Regions from separate parts of the Homo sapiens genome. Here all the other regions are linked to region 1. The links are chromatin loops, found by intact Hi-C in ENCODE. Cell type or tissue: MCF 10A. All regions are shown on one strand.

The links. Hi-C counts contacts between places; a loop is a spot of excess contacts. Peaks named below come from ENCODE experiments on the same cell type or tissue, not always from the same donor. Only the 100,000 strongest peaks of a DNase experiment are listed, where the experiment ranks them.
Region 2: it touches region 1 in a loop (5-fold over the local background); 3 of 110 quality-filtered maps call a loop at or near these places.
Region 3: a loop joins it to region 1, with 3 times the contacts of the local background. A loop is called at or near these places in 4 of 110 quality-filtered maps.

Annotation. Positions count from the first base shown.
Region 1 is chr10:120,947,108-120,951,107 of GRCh38, forward strand. The region is part of intron 2 of LOC105378519 (a long non-coding RNA gene); the gene reads right to left. Among named protein-coding and RNA genes, the nearest start is that of WDR11, 98 kb to the left of the region's middle. In MCF 10A, a CTCF peak has its summit at 1,968 (motif pointing right); a DNase peak (open chromatin) is centred at 1,974.
Region 2 is chr10:121,090,216-121,094,215 of GRCh38, forward strand. No RefSeq gene overlaps it. Among named protein-coding and RNA genes, the nearest start is that of LINC01153, 86 kb to the right of the region's middle. In MCF 10A, no CTCF peak of the experiment used is centred here; a DNase peak (open chromatin) is centred at 2,276.
Region 3 is chr10:121,177,594-121,181,593 of GRCh38, forward strand. LINC01153 (long intergenic non-protein coding RNA 1153) reads left to right here and starts at 944. Exons shown (of 2, transcript XR_246197.3): 1 at 944-1,379. All of the region lies in intron 1 of LOC124902515 (a long non-coding RNA gene), which reads right to left. In MCF 10A, no CTCF peak of the experiment used is centred here; a DNase peak (open chromatin) is centred at 1,648.

The DNA of each region.
Region 1 (4,000 bases):
GTCTCCAACAGAAATCACAGCTGTTTTTCTATCACGTCGTAGTTGATGCAGTTATCTCAAAATATCAGCTGGGCTAATCACTATTTTGAAATGACTGTAGTTAATAGATTGGTCTGTAGATCCTGTTACATCCTCTATCAACGAAGAACATATACGAGTATAGCACCACTTAAAAATATTTTGATAACTGCATGACAGTATAATCGGTTTGTTTCATAATCCTGTGTATCTTAATTTATGCTTTTTTCAAATATTCTGGCCTCATGAGACTGGCAAGAAAGACTGTAAGCCATCTTTTCTGTTACTTTTTCTTTCTTTCTTTCTTTCTTTTTTTTTTCTATTTTTGAGACGGAGACTCTCACTCTGTCACCCAGGCTGGAGTGCAGTGGTGATCTCGGCTCACTGCAACCTCCGCCTCCCGGGTTCAAGCGATTCTCCTGCTTCAGCCTCCCGAGTTCTCTTTTCTATCCTTAGCCCCGACCTTGGGTTCTGGCACACAGTAAGTGCTCAAGACAATATTATTGACTGAATTAATGAAGGAACCACTGAACAAATGAATTAAATAAGTGAACTGAACAAATGAACATGAGCCTTAACGTGGCCGTGGGTCCACGTCCATGGACCCACGTATTCTGGAAGGTGCAGAAGTTTCCACGACCCTTTGCCACCTGAGCTTCTGTCTGTGCGACATCCACACTACCCACCAGGAGAGACGGGGGTCTTGCTACCTCCACTAAGAACAGTAGGAACAGCTCAGAGCTGACCACGGCGTCCCCACTAAACAAGACTCCACCGGCCCATTGCCTTTTTTGCTCCAGCCACACGGGCCTCCGGAGACCAGAGCTGGAGATAAGGGGATGATCCTTTTTTTTTTTTTATATTATACTTGAAGTTTTAGGGTACATGTGCACAACGTGCAGGTTTGTTACATATGTATACATGTGCCATGTTGGTGTGCTGCACCCATTAACTCATCATTTAGCATTAGGTATATCTCCTAATGCTATCCCTCCCCCCTCCCCCCACCCCACAACAGTCCCCAGTGTGTAATGTTCCCCTTCCTGTGTCCGTGTGTTCTCATTGTTCAATTCCCACCTATGAGTGAGAACATGCGGTGTTTGGTTTTTTCGTCCTTGTGATATTTTGCTGAGAATGATGGTTTCCAGTTTCATCCATGTCCCTACAAAGGACATGAACTCATCATTTTTTATGACTGCATAGTATTCCATGGTGTATATGTGCCACATTTTCTTAATCCAGCCTATCGTTGTTGGACATTTAGGTTGGTTCCAAGTCTTTGCTATTGTGAATAGTGCCGCTATAAATATACGTGTGCATGTGTCTTTATAGCTGCATGATTTATAATCCTTTGGGTATATACCCAGTAATGGGATGGCTGGGTCAAATGGTATTTCTAGTTCTAGATCCCTGAGGAATCGCCACACTGACTTCCACAATGGTTGAACTAGTTTACAGTCCCACCAACAGTGTAAAAGTGTTCCTATTTTTCCACATCCTCTCCAGCACCTGTTGTTTCCTGACTTTTTAATGATCGCCATTCTAACCGGTGTGAGATGGTATCTCACTGTGGTTTTGATTTGCATTTCTCTGATGACCAGTGATGATGAGCATTTTTTCATGTGTTTTCTGGCTGCAAAAATGTCTTCTTTTGAGAAGTGTCTGTTCATATCCTTCGCCCACTTTTTGATGGGGTTGTTTTTTTCTTGTAAATTTGTTGTTCATTGTAGATTCTGGATATTAGCCCTTTGTCAGATGAGTAGGTTGCAAAAATTTTCTCCCATTCTGTAGGTTGACTGTTCACTCTGATGGTAGTTTCTTTTGCTGTGCAGCTCTTTAGTTTAATTAGATAAGGGGATGATCCTAAAGGGACGCAGTGGTCCCGCCCATCGCCGCCTCTACAGGGAGGGAGCCGCGGCCCCGAGCTGGCCACGCGATGGCGCTGTGCACCCGGCCGCGGAGCCCCTGCACGTCCGGCTCCCGCTCGCGCTCTCGGCTCGAGCTCCGGACTCCAGGCTCGGAGCAGGGGTTCGGGCTACGGTTCCCGGCTCCGAGGGACCGCGGGGCTCTCTGCCTGGGAAGGAAGCTTGCGGGCCTCCTCGGGCCTCGCTGCAGCCCAGCTAGGTTAATCAATCAGCAGCCGCTCAGTCACCCATCCCTTCCGCATCAGTTGCGTGGGGCTGGGGATCATGCCTAGGGCGGGAGGCGTGGGAGCGCAGGGCGCCCCGGGTCCGGATCCGGCTACAGGGGCGAACAGAGCGGGTTCTCCATCCCCTGGGGTGAAATCTCTGGGCCCAGGCTTTGAGACCCTCTAACTCGCCTTGCACACCCTGTGTCTGCAGAGGAGGCTGTAGTTCAGAGGCCAAGCCCGCTGTCAGAAGGCAGCCAGGCGGACTTGAGTCCCAATTCCTCCTTCCTTTCTACCATCATTCTCTCTTTTGCAAAATGGGGATGATAAAGGTCCCGACCAGTTGGTAGGATTGACGGAGATGGGGCAGCACAGGGCTCCTAAGCACAGTGCCCCGCGCCCAGTCGGCACCGCGGGACGCATCGTCTGCAGCCGCGTGAGCTCGGGCAAGGCGACCTGGACTCATCTCCGCAGCAGGGACGAGGTCCGCCCTGTACTTGCGGCATCTGCGTGTGGTGGAACTGACCGAAACGCTTGCGGAGCTGCGCACGGTGCCTGGCACACCGTTAGCAACCCTTCCCTTCCCTTGTTCTGCGCCTGTCCTGTGAGTGGACAGGAGGACACCCAGGGCCTCCGCTGCCTGTCCGATACTAGTCACCCCAGGGCCTAGAGGCTTATTCCCTGGAGATGGGACCCACGCCAAGCCAAGGTCTCCCATTTTCTAGAGAGAACTTGGGCAGCCGGGAATGCCATCCTTGGAAGGAAAGGCAAGAGGGAGGTGAACATTCATTCCAAGGCCGTTAAACATGGGGAGAGGCACTGCTGGAAAACTGTTCTAGTCAGAAAGAAGCTGCTTAGTAAACCCAAGAGGCTCAGCGGAAACCCAGCCGCGGTGCTTGAGGACGTGGGGAGGCTCCAGCTCGCTCCGTTCCGTGTCTGACGTCTGCCCTGCGTGCGTCCCAAGGCTGTGTCCCTGCTCGGTGTCCCTGGCCCACCGGCCCTCCGGCTTGTCCCTCTGCGCGGTCACTGGGGCGTGCAGACCCGAGCCGGCCCTCCCTGAGTCAGCCAGGGACCCCGGAGTGTCGATAATTAAGAGACACACGTCAAGAATGTAAATTCCTGTGGTTCCCAGACTAGGAAGGGTTCACTCGGTGCCTCAGGACAATTACAAGCCGAGGGAGTCTGAAAGAGCCAGTGTTAGTGTTTAAAGTGTTATCAGTTTAATGAACTACTTATGAAGTGTTAAATGCATGCAAGTGTAAACTGCAACATCTGGGTTTGTGTTTTATTTGTAGACTTCAAACTGGGCGCTTGGTGTTTTGAAAATGCCAATTAACGGTGTAAAATCAGAATTTCTAATGGGAGGAAGATGTTTTTGTGACATCTCCCTAAACTATCTCAAAATGTCTTTAAAACACACACACAAACATTCACACACAAACAATGCAGCCACAAGGACTTAAAGGATTTTCTTTTTAAATAAAAAAAAAGCAGGAATTTGCTGCCCTCTTCTTTGTTCTTCACTATATATATGTATATAGCTAGTGGAAAGAAGAATTTAGCATCAGAGGTGTCATCAGCACAAATTTCTCAGAGGTTGTTGTAGGAAATTTGTCATTTCTACCCATTTCTTCCAGGCCAGAAAATAGATCGCCTTCAGGAATATTTACTGTGCTTTCTTGAGAAAAATTTCCAAGCTACCCCTTGAAGCAATGAAGTTGGATTTGGAACAAGTGGAAACATTATAAAATTGCTTATTTTCTTCCAAAATTTGTATTTTTCTTCCTTATTTCCTGTTAAATCAGTGCCACTCATTAGCAACCATATTTTTGCATTATATACTCAGCAGAATTT
Region 2 (4,000 bases), 140 kb after region 1:
CCTCGCTCCTCTGTGGCTTGGTTTTTACTGCATCTCGATTTTGCAGCTTTCCCACTTCGACTGCTAATTAAATGAGCATTCAGCCTTCCTTGATGGCTTCCTTTTCCCTCAGAAGTAGAGCTAGCTGGCTGGGCATGGTGGCTCACACCTGTAATCCCAGCACTTTGGGAGGCCGAGGCAGGGAGATCACAAGGTCAAGAGATTGAGAGCATCCTGGCCAACATGATGAAACCCCATCTCTTCTAAAAATACAAAAATTAGCCGGGCATGGTGGCACACACCTGTAGTCCCAGCTACTCGGGAGGCTGAGGCAGGAGAATTGTTTGAACCTGGGAGGCGGAGGTTGCAGTGAGCCGAGATCGGGCCACTGCAGTCCGGCCTGGCCACAGAGTGAGACTCTGTCTCAAAAAAAAAAAAAAAAAAAAAAAAGAAAGAGAAAGAAAAAAAGTAGATCTAGCTGCTTTTAGGGCAGCCACCCTACCCCCACATACCACTTGATAATGGTAAGAATCACCAGGGGGTCCCTATTATTTAAAGAAAGAAAAAGAGGAGGAGAAAGGAGCAAATCCCACCCCACTCCAAACAGACCCAATCTGAATGGCCTGAGGGAGGGCCTAGAAATCTATATTCCTAACAAGCTCCCTAGGGGATTCTTATCCTAAAGCAAATTTGGGAAATATAATTCAGGGCATGGCCTCCACACTATTTTTTTTTTGTTGTCAAGACTCAAGATGAGAAATACATTAATAAATACACTTTATGTTGCAAATCAAGATGTACTCATATAGCTGGCTGATTAAGAATGTTTCATGGGGCTGGGCACGGTGGCTCATGCCTGTAATCCCAGCACTTTGGGAGGCCGAGATGGGTGGATCACATGGTGAAATCCTGTCTCTACTAAAAATACAAAAATTAGCTGGGTGTGGTGGTGCACGCCTGTAGTCCCAGCTACTCAGGAGGCTGAGGCAGGAGAATCACTTGAACCTGAGAGGCGGAGGTTGCAGTGAGCTGAGATGGAGCCCCTGCACTACCACCTGGGTGACAGTGAAATTCCATCTCAAAAAAAAGAATGTTTCATGGAACCTTATTATCTGTACTCCATTTTGCCACAGTCCATTCCACTCTATTATACTTATTTCATTTTTAAAAGTGAATGTTTCATGAAATCTTATTATCTGCACCCGTTTTACCGCAGTCCATTCCACTCGTTTCATTTTAAAAGTGCTGGATACCACCCAGTGATCAATTTCACTAACCAGCTGGCAGTTTAAAAAGTGTTGATTTAAGGTGTGACTTTCTGGTAATTCTTCAGTCTGGTCGTGGACTTTATCAGTGGCTACCAGAAGCCAGTCTTCCAACTCATAGCTTAAGAATCATCAGGGCCCTTGATAAAGGTGCAAATTTTCAAGTCCCATCCCCTGAGGTTTTAAACGGCTTCAGAGAGTGGCCAGAACCACAGTGTCCAGGAGTCTCAGTACCACTAGCTGGAGATTCTGAGCCCAGGGAGAGACAGCTTCTGATTGATCCAGGTGGGTCACATGCTCGCTCTTGGTCAGATAAAGGATGACACACCTTGATGGGCAGTTCTGCCAACACTGGGTCCCTTGGAACTGGGTAGCTCCCTAAAGTAAGTGGAAGAAAGGGGAATGGGTGCTGCCAGCAACACCAATGACCACAACAGAGGCCATCTTAGGCCACCCAAGTAGCAGTTTGTTAATCTCTCCTTCGTCTTAACTGCTACTATCCTCCCCGATGCAACCTGGAGTGCCCAGCTGGTGCATACAGCAGGCATCCATGTGCATGGGTTATATGGAATACCTGGGAATACTTGTATTCTGACTTCTGGTCTTGATCTGAAGTAATCAGGCTTTTGACTCTGTGCTTCATTTTGACAACGGAAGCCAAACTCCTGAGGGCTGGCTCCATTGATTGCAACAGAGTCTAGATTTTTATTTATTTTATTTAACAAACTCTTCCATATGCAAGCCAGTATTCTAAGTGCTTTACAAATATTAACTTATTGAGTTCTCATAAAAACCCTATAAGAGAAGTACTATTACATGCCAGGAACCATTTAAGGGGTTGTACCCATATTATCTCTATTCTTCCAATCCATCCGGTAAGGGGACAGGAATCATTTTTCTTCATTGACAAGACACTGAGATTCAGAGGTTATATAACTTGCTCAAGGTCTCACAGCAAGTGGCAGAGTTGCACCTTGAACTCTAGTAAGGAAGAATGAGTAATGCCAAGGGAATCTTTGAAATGGCATTTAATCCTAGAGTTACCAGTTAAGCTCTTCCATGCTAAGAACATCCAGGTTCAAATGGGCCAAGCCCTGGGGGACAAGTTGTGTCTTCTTACAAACAGAAACAGAGGCACAAACCAAAAGGACTTGCCTAAGTTCCAGCTGTGGGCAGGAAGCCAGTAAACACATGAAACCCCCAGCGGCTGGCTGAACATTCCTATAGCTTCGATGTGCCCTCATTCTGTTAAAATGTAGTGACCAGGAAATTCATCACTGCTTATATGAATTATATGTTTTTTCAATGAAAAGAAGAAAGCTCTGTTCACTCATGGAGACTTTTATTCAAGCGTCAAGCTGTATTTTAATTTTCTAGTAGCAAGTATTGCAGTCAGCCACACTCTTAAACAATGACCTCAAATTCCTCTTTGCCTTCATTGCAGTGACAATGTTGTTACAGCTGACTAATGTTTTTTTCTCAGTTGGCATGGCTAACCAATATTTTCTGAGTTAAATACATCTCTCCAGGTTTCCCCAGGTAGGTTCTGGGAAGGAAACTCTTACCCCTGATTTGGAAGAAAGGTCCCTGGGTTCATTTTAAAATAATAAATATACAAGTGTATATTAATTAAAGAAAATAAACAAATGACATCATCTGTGGGTTTAGAACTCTTCTGTTCAGCTGTTGGATCCAAATAGGTTTTTATGATCCTGGATTTACATTCAGATTGGTATAGTGCCTGTGACTATGGTAGACTTTAACAGAGAGAAAGGAGTTACATTATAATCTGTATGCAATAATTCCTTTCCCATAGGTGGCAAGAACATGCTTTTCTTCCTGAATTTCCTTCACTTGGGTGTGAACGTAAAAATAATCAGTTGGAAAGTGTATCAGTTATTTATTGATATTTATTGCTGTGTGAAAAACCACCCAAAATATAGTCGCTTAAAACCACCATGTATTGCTTCTCATGGCTCTGTGGGTTGATGGGGTGGTTGTTTTTCTAGTCTCAACTGAAAGGCTCAACTGAGGCTCATTTGTGTGGCCTCATTCAGCTGGCCCCTCAGCCGGGTCTGGGGGGTCTAAAATGACCTAATTTACCTACCTGTCTGGCGCCATGGTACTTGGCCAGGCCTCTCTCTTCATGTGATACCTCAACATTCAGTAGCTCGGGTTTTCTTACATGGTGGCAACAGTATCAGGGCTTCATTATGCCCAAACTCTGGAGCTCCTTAATGTCACCTCTGCCACATTCTATTGACCAAAGGAAATCATGAGGCCAGTCTAGGCATAAAGGCATGATGAAATAGATTCCATATTCTAATAGAAAGGGCTGCAAAAACTATTTTCTTTGTTTTCACATACAAAATATATTCACTGCTTGCCCAAAGGTTGTATCCCATTATGGTGTCAGTCTTGGTCTCAAAGTCAAGGATCTCAATCCTCTAAATGCAGATACAGATGAGGTGCCTTGGCTGCTTTTCTACAGGTGCAGCACTATGGCCACATCTCCCCTTGAAGCAGAGGCCTATAAACTAAAGAGACGTGGTACCTGCCCCCTACTTTGCAACATACCTGGTGAAACAGGGACAGGATAATCACCATAAACAATTCCATTCAAAAAGAGGAGGAAGGGGAGGCACATGGCGGTTACGGGTCCATAGCACTTTGAAATCCAGCCAGGCATCAATTGCCACTTTCCCAACTCTAGGAGTATGGAATGCTCCTTGATTAGGATCCACTTCTACTCCTTT
Region 3 (4,000 bases), 230 kb after region 1:
CAAGAATGCAGTGAGCTATGATCACACCACTGAACTCCATCCTGAAGGGCAAACTCTATCTCTAAAACAACAACAGCAAAAGGATTCTGCACAACAATTTATCTATAAATATCTATATATTTATATGTAGATATTATCGATAATATCTACATATTTATATATAGATAATATCTACATATTTATATATAGATATCGATAATATCTATATATTTATATATATTTATATATAGATATTATCGATAATATCTCTCTATATATATTTTTATATAGATATTATCGATAATATCTATATATTTATATATATTTATATATAGATATTATCGATAATATCTATATATTTATATATATTTTATATAGATTTATAGATAATATCTATATATTTATATATATTTTATATAGATTTATAGATAATATCTATATATTTATATATAGATATTATCGATAATATCTATATATTTATATATAGATATTATCGATAATATCTATATATTCATATATATTTATATATAGATATTATAGATAAATATAGATATTTATAGATATTTATAGATAAATATAGATATAAATTTATAAATATATATATTTTTATATATCTATAGATATAATTATAGATCTATAAATATAGATATAGCAATTTATCTATAAATATCCCAATATGTATATCTACAATATAAGGATACTAAAAAATACCTCAATAATACTACCACACCTAATTCTTATATGGTTAAGAATTAACAATTCATTAGTATCTTAATATTGCCAAGTATCTAGACCATATTCCAGTGTTCACATTTCCTTGATTATCTCAAACATTTTTAAATTGTTTGTTCAAAGGTGGTTTCAAATTAGGTCCATACAATGAGACTAAATTGGTCGGTAGTCTGTAAAGGCTTTTTAAAATATATATGCTCCTCCTTATCTCTCTTTTTTATATCTTCGTAACTTTTTTTGTTGAAGAAACTGGGTCACTTATCGTGTAGAATTTCCCATAGTCTGCACTTCGCTGATTCCATCCCTGAGGAATTAACCTGTTCCTCTGGACCCTGTACTTCCCGTAGTTGGCAGTTGGATCTAGGCTCTGGATCAGATTCAAGTCTGATTGCTTTGTAAGACCACCTCATGAGTAGAGCTGTGTTCTTCCATCAGTCAGGTTGCTTCTCTGTTTGTGATGTTTGCAGCCATTGATGATCACTGCCTAGATCCATTAATTCATTAAGGTCTGCAAAAGGACCCTCTCTTCTCCACTCTGTCTCCCAGGTAGGAACCTCTGAAGCTGAGGACGTATTCTTGCTGGCTTCATTATTGTCATCATTCCTCTTCGTGACCTATTACACATTTCTGAAGAGAAACTCCTCTCACCAGCTCCTTTGTTTCCTAAGGTAGGGTTCTTATAGAAACAAGATAAGCTTTCCTCTTTCTTTCATTTACCAATTTTCAAACTAATGAGTTGTACCCTAGCATTCTGCAAGAGTGACCCATGATTTTCCTAGCACCATTTGGAACTCATGGATTAAAACATATTCGATGTGTTTCAATCCCTCTTAGTTTTTATCTTTATTGATGTTGAAATATTTGCCCTGAGGGAGGTTTTGCAAGTTGTCTCCTGAGTCTTTTTGACATGTTTCTTCTAGTCTTTGATAGTTTTTTGGCTTTCAGTTATGACAATTGCTCCAGGCTCACCTTGTTTATTTCCTCCCAGACCTGGAATCCTCCATCTTGCCAAGAAGCTTTGGTTCTGTCCAATAGAACCACAATCTGGGTGATAGGTGTTCCCATTGCTACTGGTTTGGTCATTCTTTCCAGGCCTTTTAAGCGGACAGACCTTGAGAAAAATCTATCAAGTTCATACTGATACTCCTCATTCAAAATCAAGACTGTAAGATTTTACCTAAATTCCTTGATCTTAATCTGCATCCACAAAAATCCCATTTTTCAGTGACACCAATATAATTATTCATTTGCTTTATCCCACACCATACTTAGAACAATAGCAGAATAATAATATAAGCATTAGCACCAAAATATGATTACTAAAAATAGTTTAATTTTTTTTTAAGTTCTTTTTATCCTTAGGGTATATACTCACCAGGGACATGCTGTCAAGTTATCTTATTTAAAAGTCACTTGGAGCAGTTCCTGTCTCTGCTTATGCCATCAGCTCAATCCAGAGTTAGGTTCATTTGTTTCATTTTATCATCAGCTTTTAGAGACTAGCTTTTTAAATTTTAGTGTTATAATTTGGTTTCACAATTATGTAAAACATTTGTATGATTCCAAAACCAAATTTGAAACTCAAAATGTAAGTAACAAGGCTAGCTTTCATCTCTGAACTCTCCACACTATTCCTTTTTTCCTCAAAAATAACTTATTTTAAAAATACATTTTATTCTTCCTTTTTAATACAAGCAAATCATATATGTGATTATATATTTATGTGTGTACATAATATATATATCATATATGTGATTATATACATGATTATATATGTGTGCCTATATGTATGTATATATAATCATACACACAGATACACACACATATATATTCCCTTTCTTTGATAAATAACAGCAGACTATTCTTTTTTCTGCCTTGGATTCACTTAACATGCCTTGGAAGTCACTCCACAGCTATCACAGGGTTCATCCTCATTTCTTTTCATAGCTGCATAGTACATACTCAATCATGTAGCTGTCCTATAGTTTATTTAACCTGTTCCTTACTGGTGGACATTTGGGTTGTTTTCAGTCATCTGCTCTTATAAAAAGTGCTGTGATGAATAGCCTGTGTATCTGTCTTTTCATATTTTTGCCAAGGTATCTTGGCGATTCCTAGAAGTGGCATTGCTGGGTCATAGGCTAAATGCCCATGTGGTTTTGCTAGATAGTGCCAGTCTCCTCCCTGGGATTGTCCCATTTCATATTCCTCCCAGAATTGAATGAGAGGGCCTGTTTCCCCATAGGTCTGCCAATACAGCATGTTGTCAACCTTTGGGGTTTTGACATCCGATAGGTGAGAAATGGTACGTTGGTATAGTTTTTATTTTACATTTATCTTATTATTAATGAAGTTGATTATCTTTTCATACTGTTAAGAGAGATGGCCGGGCATGGTGGCTCACACCTGTAATCCCAGCACCTTGGGAGGCCGAGGCAGGCAAATCACTTGAGGTCAGGAATTCGAGACCAGCCTGACCAACATGGTGAAAGCCCATCTCTACTAAAAATACAAAAATTAGCTGGGCATGGTGGTGGGTGCCTGTAAGCCCAGCTACTCGGGAGGCTGAGGCAGGAGAATTGCTTGAACCTGGGAGGTGGAGGTTGCAGTGAGCCAAGATCGCACCATTGCACTCTAGGCTGGGTGACAGAGTGAGACTCCATCTCAAAAAAAAAAAAAAAAAAAAAAAAAAAGAGAGCGACAGAGAGATATTTGGATTTCTTTTTCTGTCAATTATTTGCTTATATTTCTAACCCATTTTTCTACAGAAAGATTTGCCCTAAGGGGGCAAATATTTGAACATCAATAAATATACTATCCTTAGTATATTTTTCTACAGAATTGTTGTAGTTTTTCTCCTCCATTTTAAGGAGCTTTTTCAAATACATTAGGGCTATTAATAATTTGTCTCTAATATAAGCTGTGAATATTATTTTTCCTAGTTTGTCATTTGTCTTATCTTACTCATGGTGGTTTTTATTTTTTTGTTGTTGTTGATTTTTTTGTCACACGAAGTTTTTTTTATTTCAATACAACCAAATTTTTCAATCTTTTCCCTTACCATGTCTGGATTTGAGCCGTAATTCAGAAAGCTTCACAATCTCCAAGGATAGAAAGCCATTTGCCAATATTTTCTTATTTTTACAGTTTCAGTTTTTATATTTAAATCTCTTGTCTACTTGGAATTTAACCCAGTATATGGAGAAACAGGTCCGATTTTGTTTTTTTTCCAGTTGCTATCTACTTATCCCAACACCCCTTGCAGAGAAGTTCATTCTCCCACCAATTT